Regions from separate parts of the Homo sapiens genome. Here regions 1 and 2 are each linked to region 3. A link is an interaction called in ENCODE POLR2A ChIA-PET data of the cell type or tissue named here. Cell type or tissue: Panc1. All regions are shown on one strand.

The links. ChIA-PET counts read pairs that join two places held together with the same protein. Peaks named below come from ENCODE experiments on the same cell type or tissue, not always from the same donor. Only the 100,000 strongest peaks of a DNase experiment are listed, where the experiment ranks them.
Region 1: POLR2A ChIA-PET joins it to region 3 with 7 read pairs; 2 of 35 experiments call an interaction of 5 or more read pairs at or near these places.
Region 2: POLR2A ChIA-PET joins it to region 3 with 5 read pairs; 4 of 35 experiments call an interaction of 5 or more read pairs at or near these places.

The regions. Positions count from the first base shown.
Region 1 is chr3:136,362,855-136,366,854 of GRCh38, reverse strand. STAG1 (STAG1 cohesin complex component) reads left to right here. Exons shown (of 34, transcript NM_005862.3): 26 at 3,388-3,489. Among named protein-coding and RNA genes, the nearest start is that of PCCB, 110 kb to the right of the region's middle. In Panc1, no CTCF peak of the experiment used is centred here; no DNase peak of the experiment used is centred here.
Region 2 is chr3:136,615,349-136,619,348 of GRCh38, reverse strand. All of the region lies in intron 3 of STAG1 (STAG1 cohesin complex component), which reads left to right. Among named protein-coding and RNA genes, the nearest start is that of STAG1, 140 kb to the left of the region's middle. In Panc1, no CTCF peak of the experiment used is centred here; no DNase peak of the experiment used is centred here.
Region 3 is chr3:136,462,791-136,466,790 of GRCh38, reverse strand. STAG1 (STAG1 cohesin complex component) reads left to right here. Exons shown (of 34, transcript NM_005862.3): 13 at 1,803-1,910. Among named protein-coding and RNA genes, the nearest start is that of PCCB, 210 kb to the right of the region's middle. In Panc1, no CTCF peak of the experiment used is centred here; a DNase peak (open chromatin) is centred at 2,054.

The DNA of each region.
Region 1 (4,000 bases), 100 kb after region 3:
AGCTTTTCACCTATGTAATGTGGATGATTTTATGATAAAGTTTCTCTTATATAAGCTTTTTATCAGTCTGTACTATTATATCAGTTCCATTGAGTAGGAGTTCCAGCATTTATATGAAAGAACATACTTTCTAGCTACTTTCATAAGCTCCATTTTGTTCCTGACTCTCTGAAAAAGCAGGGCTCAGAGACCTTCTTGATGTGGCCTGACAGGCACAGATGGGAGGGAATACTCAGTTTTCCTGTATTTGCCTTGTTCTTGTGTCAGAGAGAATGTTCTCTTTTATTTAGAATATTGTATGTGTCATTTGATCTACTTGTGTCTTCATGTTTGGGTGTAGTCCAATTCCAATTATGGCATAGTAGCTGATTTATCATATTATGCTGAACAACTGCAATGTGTTGAGTAATGTGCTGGTAGCCAGAGGTTTAAGTAAGACATGATTTCTGCACTAAGGAGCTTACAGATTAAGAGTTAACTAACATCTAAACATAATATAATGTAGCATACTGATAATGAATGACTGCCATGTGTTCATGCCATTTATATTTGAGACACTGTTCTAAGACTTTCACATTATCATTGATCTTTCTAATCCCCCTGTGATGTAAGAAATAGTATCATCATTTACATATAAGGAAACTAAGGCTCGAGAGGTAAACCTTTCAAGGTCACACACAACTATTAAAATAACAGAAACTGGGATTTTATTTTAGGCTTGTCTAACTTCAAAGCTTAGCTCTTTTCACTAGACCACAAAGCTTCAGCATGATTATTGTAGTGATAGATGCATAAATTACTAACCTAACACCAAATATAGAGAGAGACTTAAGTGAGAGGAGCAAGAGAAGACTTCCTAAAGCTAATGTGTAAACAGAGTTGCATGGATAAATAGGAGCTTACTAGATGAGCATGGGAAGGAAGACAAGCCCTTGCCAAGACAGCAGCATAAATATGCCTACCTGTTTCAGCTCATTTTTCTCTACTTAATCCAAAAAGAAATCATGAAAGAACTTGTCAAACTAATTATTGATACCCAAATAGACTGTGATATTTGCATGTTGAACCTTTCTAAAAGAAAATGTCATGATCTGTTAGCAAACTTCTGCTTGCTTCCAGTGACCATTTACTTTCCAAATATTCGCAGGCATTACATTTAATTTAATAATGTATTCTGTAATCTTAGGCTCAGCATCAAGCTCACCGATGGTATTGTTCAGAAAAGTTATTCCTCATCCTGATTTTCCATCAGTCACCTGGAACTTTATTCCAAATTACATGTTCCTGGGTCCCACTCAACCTAAATGAAAAATATTTAGGGTGGATCCCAGGCATTTGTGGAGGAGGGGTTAATTTTCCATATAACCTTCTTTCCTTTTGGAAAATCAGAACTATGATTATCTTTCTCTGTCCTCTAGCACCTTTCCTATTCTTCACCATTTCTTAAAGAGCACAAAGTTTCCATAATCTCCACAAATTTTCTTAAGACACGATTCATCTGGCCTAGGAAACTAATTCAATTCGGAACAACTTGATGCTTTCATTATCTCTTCACTAAACCTGGATGTCAGTTCCATTTTATAAGTGTTTATCCTACCCTTTTTATATAGTTTTCTCTTTAGCAGGAAATAAAGGGCATGAAATATGTTGAATTCTGGTTTTTCCTGGTAATCCTTTAACAATACTTCATTGGTTCCAAAAAGTGAGTCTTATTCAGAACTTTTATCATCCTTAGCATTTCAGGGACACTTCTATTCACTATAGGCTCTAACCTTTTTGTGAGTATTATAATAGCTATTTGCTCTTCTGATATATGGCTATGTGGCTTTTCCTCCAATTTTTGTACATAATTGGTTCAGTCTGAACTTAAAAGAAATCTGCCTGCTCCAGTACTTTAGTGTTTTGATATTTATCTTTTTCTCTTCATTGAGATAATTCTTCTTTGCACTAAAAGGATCCTTTTGAGCTGTTCGCCTTTTAGCATTTCACATCATGGAAACATACCTATCTTTTTGAGATTTTGAAAATCTAATTGCCAAACTATTATTAATCACTTCTTCACATAGGCTGTAGACTTTAGCTTGGAAACAATGTCCAGATTTAATGGTTTTAAATGAAACCTTTTGATTATTTACTCACAGAAAAAATTATTTAAATCTTGTGTCAAGAAACTGAATTATAACTTTTCCCAGTCACTGTCGAAGATGTCTGTGTTTTACTTTTTTATATTTCGATAGTAAAATATAGACATGTTGATGGGGGGGTTACAGGGATGAGATAGTGCACAAAGTATTAAATGAAGAGTTAAGTCTGTTACCCTAATCCCCCCTTCCCCCTATTTAGGCCCACCCCCCAGAAGTAAGCAGTTTTAACTGTTTTGGTTTTAGTTCTTCAGGAGGCTTCTACCAAAATTCTATTTCTTGATCTGTCACCTTTTAGATGTTGTCTGTTCAATCATGTTATAAAGAATGGGGCCAGGCACAGTGGCTCACGCCTGTAATCCCAGCACTTTTGGAGGCTGAGGCTGGTGGATCACTTGAGGTCAGGAGTTCAAGACCAGCCTGGCCAACATGGTGAAACCCTGTCTCTACTGAAAATATAAAAATTACCCGATCATGGTGGCACACACCTGTTGTCCCATCTACTTGGGAGGCTGAGGTGGGAGAATTGCTTGAACCCAGGAGGCAGAGGTTGTAGTGAGCCGAGATCATGCCATTGCACTCCAGCCTGGGCAACAGAGTGAGACTTCATCTCAAAAACAAATAAAAGCAAAAACAAAAAACAAGAATGGAGAAGGCCAGGTGCAGTGGCTCACGCCTGTAATCCCAGCATTTTGGGAGGCTGAGGTGGGTAGCTCACTTGAGGTCAGGAGTTCAAGACCAGCCTGGGCAACATGGCAAAAACCCCATCTCTACAAAATATTTTTTAAAAAAATTAGCCAGGCGTGGTGGCACATGCCTGTAGTCCCAGCTATTTAGGAGGCTGAGGTGGGAGGATCACCAGAGCCCAGAGTTGAAGGCTGCAGTGAGCTACGATCACACCACTGCACTCCAGCTTGAGTGAGACCCTGTATCAAACAAGAAAAAACAAGAATGGGGAATTTTTCTCACCACCTCTCTTCCTGGAATTCCCAGCTTTTTTGGTTTTACTAGTATTAGTTCATAATCTTAAACATCAAATGTGCATTCCTGTAACTTTAGTTATTTAACTCCTGTTATGTTTAAGATGAAGAAATAAAACACTTTTTTATTTACCTTTCCTTTCTTTTACCAACCAACCTGTTCTTTTTTTTTTTTTTTCATTTTCAAAGGAGGTGACACCAACCTATTCTTTATCTCATGAAATGTCAGTAATTTTAAAGCCATGTTTTCTTTCTTTCCCTCACAGTATTACAATGACTATGGTGATATTATTAAGGAAACACTGAGTAAAACCAGGCAGATTGATAAAATTCAGTGTGCCAAGACTCTCATTCTCAGTTTGCAACAGGTAAGAAATTTGGAGAGAGGGAGACAAAGAATGGAAATAACATTATTGCACTTCTCTGTGCTTAATATTTGCTAGGTATCTCATCTCATTTAAACTAGGTCATTTTATATCATTTTGTCAGTGCATTACTGTGGATATTTTCTGGTACAAAGACATAGGTTAGGTGTCTTTTCTTTTGGAAGAAAATCCTAGAGTTCATATTTCAAATAGATGCAATCCTAAGGTGATTTATTCTTGGACTAGATGAAATGTCAAACTGGAAATTTAAAAAGTAGTAATTTAAGAAGAAAAATATAAAAAGTATTTCATGAGGAAGGGCACCAGGAGATAAGAAAATGTTTTTCATGTTGCGTAAATAAGATTTCTAATAAATGCTTAGTAATTTAAAATGATTTCAGGGGGCCTAGTGGATATATATATGTGATATGTGCATATATAAAAATACATAATATATATATGTTTGTATTTAGTTTATGATAAAAGTCTTATATCAGTGGCAAAAGGATTGGGA
Region 2 (4,000 bases), 150 kb before region 3:
GTTGTGTGAAGGCAGGAATTTTTATCTAGTGTGTCTTCTGCTATTTACTAGTGTCTGACCTGCAGTAAGTGTTCAGTAAATGTTTAATGAGTGAATGGTGTTTTAATTTTGTTAAATAAGCACTGCCCCACCCCCTGCCCTTTGGTGTTTAAAAAATTTTTCATTTTGAAATAATTTCCAACACAGAAGGATTCTAAGAATTCTATGAAGAATTGTCAGCTGTCCTTCATGCACATTGTCCTAATGTTAGCATTTTACTACATTTGCTTTATCATATTCCCACTCTTTGCTTCTGTCTTCTCCTCTATGTATGTACACACATATACACATGTAAATATGGATTTTTTATGACATATGCAGAGATAAGTATTTTGGTATCTATTAGTTTTGAACTGTTTTGGAGTAAGTTGCAGACATGATGTTACTTTTTTTTTAAATTCAGTATTGTTTTGTAGAATATCTCTTCGCAGCACTTTATTTCTAATAGTTTAGTGTGTATTTCTTTGCAGTCAAGGACATTTTTTCTTACATAACCACAGTACAGTTATGAAAATATGAAAATAATATTGATATAAGAATGATATCTATACATCTCATTTAGATTTTGCCAGTTGTCATAATCTAATCCCTTAAAGAAAAGAAAAACTATTCTTTTCCTGAATCAGGGTCTAGTCCAGGATTTTATGTTGCTTGTAGTTGTCATGTAAATCAGCACCTCTCTAACCTTAACCCCTCTTTAGTCTCTCGTGTTTTATTATGGATTTTTTTCTCTTAGTGAGAACCAGCACTTCTATATTCTCAACATTATTTAACTTTCATATTTGCATAGGCTGAGTAGGAGAGGTAAATAATGTTGTATATAAAGTTTCAGTGCTGCAAAAGAAATAGCACTTGAATATAAAATGTTCTTTTAATTCTCAGCAAGGCAAGGTACTTCTATAGAAGGGTGCGCCCTTACAGATGGAACAATGGTGAGTGCACACTTGGACAAGGGAGGGGAAGGGGTTCTTATCCCTGACGCATGTGGCGCCTGCTGCTGTGTCATTCCCTTATTGGCTAGGGTTAGACCACCCAGGCTAAACTAATTCCGATTGGCTAATTTAAAGAGAGTGACGGGGTGAGTGGTTTGGTGGGAAAAATGGTTATGACAGAGCAGGTGATCGGAATGAGTCAGGGTGGAGCAGGTGATTGGAATGAGTCAGGGTGGAGCAGGTAATTGGAAAAGGTTGCTTTATGAGGAAGTTAAGTTTAAAAGTAGAAGGCAAAGAATTGAACATACTTTTCTTTGAAAAGAAATTTAGAACTCATATCTAACAATAAAAAGATACAGTTTTTATTTTTAAATGTCTATTCATACATAGAAGATGGAGAATGCACAACAAAAGATTAATGAGTACCAGAAGGGTAAGTTAACAGGTCACTTATAAAAATTGGATCTTTAAAATTATTTGGTAGTTTAATGTAGACTGTTGGGAATTTCATAATATTCAAATTCCAAAGTTTTTTTTTCTTTTAAATACCAAAATTTTTATTTGCCCACCCTCTTGGTTTAGCATTATAAATCAAATCAATCTCTTTTTGACCCAGCGTTGTGATAGGAACCACCATGTTACAATGTGGTGGCAGATGTCTGCTAGATTTTTTCTGGCTCCTCTCAACCTCTGACTGTCACTTCTTTTGTCCTTTCTTGGTTGTCCTTTAACAATCTGTTATAACTCCTGTAAAATAGAGAGTAAAAGTACCAACCCTGTTGTTACCAGGTTTTATGAGGACTAAGCTAGGACTAAGTCAATCTTTCAGGAACATTCAGACTCCAGTGGTTCCTCCTTGATCTTCAGTATAGCTCCTTATCTGTAATGGGCTGAAGAACCATTGAACTGATAAACCAGGCACATGGGTATAAGTCCATAGGCCAGGTGAAGGCCTGGATATAAAATATATGGACTTTGTGATGACCACTACCAACATCCAGCCTAAAGAAGGACTGACTTAGCATTTCCAACACCAATGATCTCATGGTTCCCTGTAGATGTCTCCCTTGTACCTCCATTAAGACCAGAGCTTGAGGAAGGGCCTCTCAATTTCCCCTGCTACACTTGGAATAGTATGAGGGACTCAGCAGAGGCTGGAAACTGAATGACCAGGCCCAGGGAGTTAATGTGGGACACTGACAAACCAATTGCAGAGTTGGTGCCATGTTGAGCATTTATGTTAAAAATTCTTAACTATTCTAAACCATGCTGACATGAACTGTTTTGCAAGTAAGTTTTGCTGTATAGCCATTGTTTTTTTTAATCCTAAATTTCTAGAAGTGAAGTTTGTTAGTATATGCTGTTTGTTTTGAAAGCTTTTGACATATATTATTGCCTTTCACACAGCAAAATATATGGGTATATGCTATGTTACTGCTTATAATGGTTAAGTCTTTTCTAATTTTTAAGTGGTGAAGTTTAAATCAGTACTTTCTATATTGTTCATTATTTGTGAATAAAGGTGGTATGATCACAGCTCACCACAGATTCGATTTCCCAGGTTCAAGTGATTCTCCCACCTCAGCCTTTGGAGTGGGACTACAGTCATGCATCACCACACCGGCTAAGTTTTTGTAGAGGCAAGGTTTCGTCATGTTGCCCAGGCTGGTCTCAAACTCCTCGGCTCAAGCAGTCTGCCCAGTAGGACTCCTAAAGTGCTGGATTACAGGCATGAGGCACTGGGCCCAGCCTATTTATAATTTTCTGTACTACTTTTTCTATTTTTATTTTTCTAAGAAACAAAGATCTCTATAAAAAATTTTTTTGGAGCTTAAATGTGCACTCTTTTGTGATCACTTTAGGAAGTATATTAGTTGGACTTCTTTTTAAGCTGTCTTTGTTGTTTTCTTAATTTTTCATTTAGAATTTTCTTCTACTGACTAGACTAGTTTTTAGTTCTGACTTCCTTAATTATGTTAAAGACTACCACAGTTCCAAGAACACAGAATTAAGACCTGAGTCATTGTTACATTTCCTCATCTCCAAGTCTCTTGTCCTGTCTCCTTTATCTATTGAAATTTGAGGTCTGATGACTTTTTTTTTTTTTTTGAGACGGAGTCTTGCTCTGTCGCCCAGGCTGGAGTGCAGTGGCGCGATCTCGGCTCACTGCAAGTTCCGCCTCCCAGGTTCATGCCATTCTCCTGCCTCAGCCTCCCGAGTAGCTGGGACGACAGGTGCCCACCACCATGCCTGGCTACTTTTTTTGTATTTTTAGTAGAGACGGGGTTTCACCGTGTTAACCAGGATGGTCTTGATCTCCTGACCTCGTGATCCACCCGCCTTGGCCTCCCAAAGTGCTGGGATTACAGGTGCGAGCCACTGCGCCCAGCGTCTGATGACTTTTACTTTATAAGCTCACTGTGTCTTCCACATCTGTCCTTTATTTTACATTTCCCAAGTTTGTATCTTTAGGGCTTACTTTATTGGCAGCTGTACTGTTAGCTTCCTACCTTTGGTCTTTGTCTTTTTCTATTTCATCCTTTTTAATAGTGCCGGGTGGGAATATGTTTTTTCTTTTTTTTCATTTTCTTTTTTTTTTTGATTTGGAGTCTTGCTCTATTGCCCAGGCTGGAGTGCAGTGGCACGACCTTGGCTCACTGCAAGCTCCGCCTCCCAGGTTCACACCATTCCCCTGCCTCAGCCTCCCAAGTAGCTGGGACTACAGGTGCCCACCATCACGCCCGGATAATTTTTTGTATTTTTAGTAGAGATGGGGTTTCACCGTGTTAGCCAGGATGGTCTCAATCTCCTGACCTCGTGATCTGCCTGCCTCGGCCTCCCAAAGTGCTGGGATTACAGGCGTGAGCCACCGACCGGCCACGAATATGTTTTTTCTTATTCAAAAAGCAGGCAGTGCCCCCACTCCTTTTTTTTTTTTTTTTTTTTTTTTTTTGGACAAAGTCTTGTTGTCACCCAGGCTGGAGTGCAGTGACACGATCTCAGCTCACAGGCAATGCCATTTTATGAAA
Region 3 (4,000 bases):
GTCTGATGGGCTTCCCTTTGTGGGTAACCCGACCTTTCTCTCTGGCTGCCCTTAACATTTTTTCCTTCATTTCAACTTTGGTGAATCTGACAATTATGTGTCTTGGAGTTGCTCTTCTCGAGGAGTATCTTTGTGGCGTTCTCTGTATTTCCTGAATCTGAACGTTGGCCTGCCTTGCTAGATTGGGGAAGTTCTCCTGGATAATATCCTGCAGAGTGTTTTCCAACTTGTTTCCATTCTTCCTGTCACTTTCAGGTACACCAATCCGACGTAGATTTGGTCTTTTTACGTAGTCCCATATTTCTTGGAGGCTTTGTTCGTTTCTTTTTACTCTTTTTTCTCTTAACTTCTCTTCTCACTTCATTTCATTCATTTGATCTTCAGTCACTGATACCCTTTCTTCCAGTTGATCGAATTGGCTACTGAAGCTTGTGCATTCGTCACGTAGTTCTCCTGCCATGGTTTTCAGCTCCATCAGGTCATTTAAGGACTTCTCTACGCTGGTTATTCTAGTTAGCCATTCATCTAGTCTTTTTTCAAGGTTTTTAGCTTCTTTGCGATGGGCTCCAACTTCCTCCTTTAGCTGAGAGAAGTTTGATCGTCTGTAGCCTTCTTCTGTCAGCTCGTGAAAGTCATTCTCCGTCCAGCTTTGTTCTGTTGCTGGTGAGGAGCTCTGTTTCTTTGGAGGGGGAGAGGCGATCTGATTTTTAGAATTTTCAGCTTTTCTGCTCAGTTTTTCCCCATCTTTGTGGTTTTATCTACCTTTGGTCTTTGATGATGGTGACGTACAGATGGGGTTTTGGTGTGGATGTCCTTTCTGTTTGTTAGTTTTCCCTCTATTTTCTTAGCCTCACAAGTAGCTGGGATGGCAGGCATGCACTGCCATGCTCAGCTGGATTTCTTTTTAAAAATACCATTAGGTCTTATAGGGTTTAATTTTTTCGTAGAGGTTATGCATTAGTTAGTAGGTTAATTCTGAAATGCCTTATGCTGTTTTTGTTAGAATAGTATTTAGTATTTTCTGCTTGGTTATTGCTGAGGAAGAGAACCTTCAATTTTTGTGTTGGTCTAATATGTGGACCCTATTTGAGCTCTTATTCTGAGTCCTAGAATGCATTCTAATACTTTGTTGATTTTGTTGGTTTTAGTATGTATATTATTATATAACCTGCAAACAATTTCAGTTTTGTCTCTTCCTTTTCCCTTTTTTTTTTTTTTTTTTTTTTTTTTTTGAGGCAAGAGTCTTGCTCTGTCCCACAGACTAGAAGGCGGCCAGGCACAGTGACTCACACCTATAATCCCAGCATTTTGGGAGGATGTAGCAGCTGGATTATCTGAGATCAGGAGTTAGAGAACAGTCTGCCTAACATGACGAAACCCCGTTTCTACTAAAAATACAAAAAATTAGCTGAGCGTGGTGTTGGGCACCTGTAATCTCAGCTACTCAGGAGGCTGAGGCAGGAGAATCAGTTGAACCCGGGAGGCAGAGGTTGCAGTGAGCCAAGATCATGGTGTTGTACTCCAGCCTAGTTGACAGAGCAAGACTCTGTCTCAAAAAAAAAAAAAAAGCTGTAGAAGAATTGTGAGCATTTTATTTTCTTCTCGTTGAATCTGTATTTTCTGAATTTTACATTATTGTCTTTTATACTTAAAGGGGAAACATTACTTTCAAAGTAAGATAAAAGATGAGACAACAATTATTAAGTCTTGAGCTTTATAATGAACTTTAGCAAGTTTAAATAAAAGTAGAAAGGAAAATAAACATTTGCTTTAGATCAGATGTTACTTTCTGTATTTTTCAGTGGAAGTGAAGAAGCTCTTTCCAATGAAGACTGTGAAAATGTTTACCACTTGGTGTACTCGGCACATCGCCCTGTTGCTGTGGCAGCTGGAGAGTTCCTTCACAAAAAGTGAGCTAATTATCTTTGAAAACCGGTTCTACTTTTCTATGTTGTTTTCTTGTTGTTTTAGAGTTTGTAGAAGAGAGTAATAGTGACTGAACACAGTGCTGAAAATGTCCATCTGATACTCCAGGGGCTATAACAGCCTCACAGCCTATGTATACATGGTGAATCACAGCCTTGAGGATGCTGTACCTTGTGACATACTCCTTTTTTCTGAAATCTGAGAGGATGATTCTCAGCTAGATGTGAGTGGAGATTGGAGGAATGCATGAAATTTATAAAAGCTAACGTAATTGATAATTCATCACACTAGTTTTTTCTTTAAAATTCTGAGGTCTGATCTTACTTTCTTAACATTTGTAATCTAAATTTGAAGCAGTATCACCTTTAAAATGCCTTCCAAATTTTCATTTTTTTTCATTCTTTCCATTATGATGATTTTTTTGTTTTTTTGTTTTTTTTTGAGACGGAGTTTCGCTCTTGTTGCCCAGACTACAGTACAATGGTGCAGTCTCGACTCACCACAACTTCTGCCTCCCAGGTTCAAGCGATTATCCTACCTCAGCTTCCCAAGTAGCTGGGATTACAGGCATGCGCCACCCTGCCCGGCTAATTTTGTGTTTTTATTAGAGACAGGGTTTCTCCATGTTGGTCAGGCCGGTGTCGAACTCCCGACCTCAGGTAATCCGCCCGCCTCAGCCTCCCAAACTGCTGGGATTACAGGCATGAGCCACCACACCTGGCCATGATCAGGATTATTTTAATCAGTAATTCATAGTAATTCTGAAAGTTTTATATATATATAGTTGCAGTTTAATTTTTTTTAAACCTTATTTTTTTGTAAAGCATAACGTTAATGAGAGTGTATGCATGTAAACATTTAGGATGTACATGTTTTAGCGTGATTTACTGTATATGTTCTATAATTGATTAGTAGATTAACTCATTCTTTAAATCATTTTAAAATATATATTATATGTAAGTATATATGTATATATAAGTATATATGTATGTATGTATATATAAATATATATTTATATATGTATGTATATATGTATATATGAATATATGTGTATATATGTATGTATATGTATATGTGTGTGTGTGTGTGTGTGTATACACACACACACACACACACACACACACACACATATACACATTTTTTTTTTTTTAGAGAGATGGGGTCTTGCTGTCTTGCCCAGGCTGGTCTTGAACTCCTGGCCTGAAGTGATCCTCCCACCTCAGCCTCCCATAGTGTTGGGATTACAGGCATGAGCCACTGTACCCAGTTGATTAATTCATATTTAAAATATAAACATATTCTTGGTTATAGGTGTGTATCTTTTTGCTTTGTTTTGTGTTTTGGATTTTTGTTCATGGATTTAAATTACTAGCTTTGAATAATATTCACAAGTGATTTTAAAAGTTTATTATGTATTCTAACTTCTTCTTATGCTGAAGTACAACTATAAATCATGGACTAGGCAACTGTTGTGCATCATTGACTAACTTTGATAATGAGCAGGCCTGGTCCTCTCTCCAGTATCTGCATTCAGTGCTACAATAACAAATTGTTCTCTACTCACTTGTACCTCTCAAAGTGAGAAAAGTTATTTCTATGTAAGAAATCTCTGTTAAGAAAGAAACCAGCTACTTACTGGGCATGCTGGCAAAGGAAATGAAGAGGAAGAAAGTCAAGGTTTTCAGGCATGACTTAAAATAATATTGCATTTCCTAGTGACTCTGACAGCTCTGGCTAGTAGAATAATGCTGATTTTATATTTATCTTTGGATGTTGTCTGTCACTGATACCAAGAATGTACTGTAGTCTTTCTTTTTTCAGCATTATTTTATTCTAATTAGTCTCTATTCTCTACTTTTCAAAGAACTTCGTGTTTTTAGAAATAATTTGTTGCTTCTGTAGTTTCAGAGAGAAAAATAAACTTATGAGATTGGTTCTCTGTATAATAGAAGCCATAAACTGGTAACTCTTGAGTTAGAAAAAGTCTTAGAATATACTTATTTTATGTCTGTATTATATTTTTCTATGTTTGAAATATTGGCTAAATTTTTTATACTTTTAAAAATTGATAAAT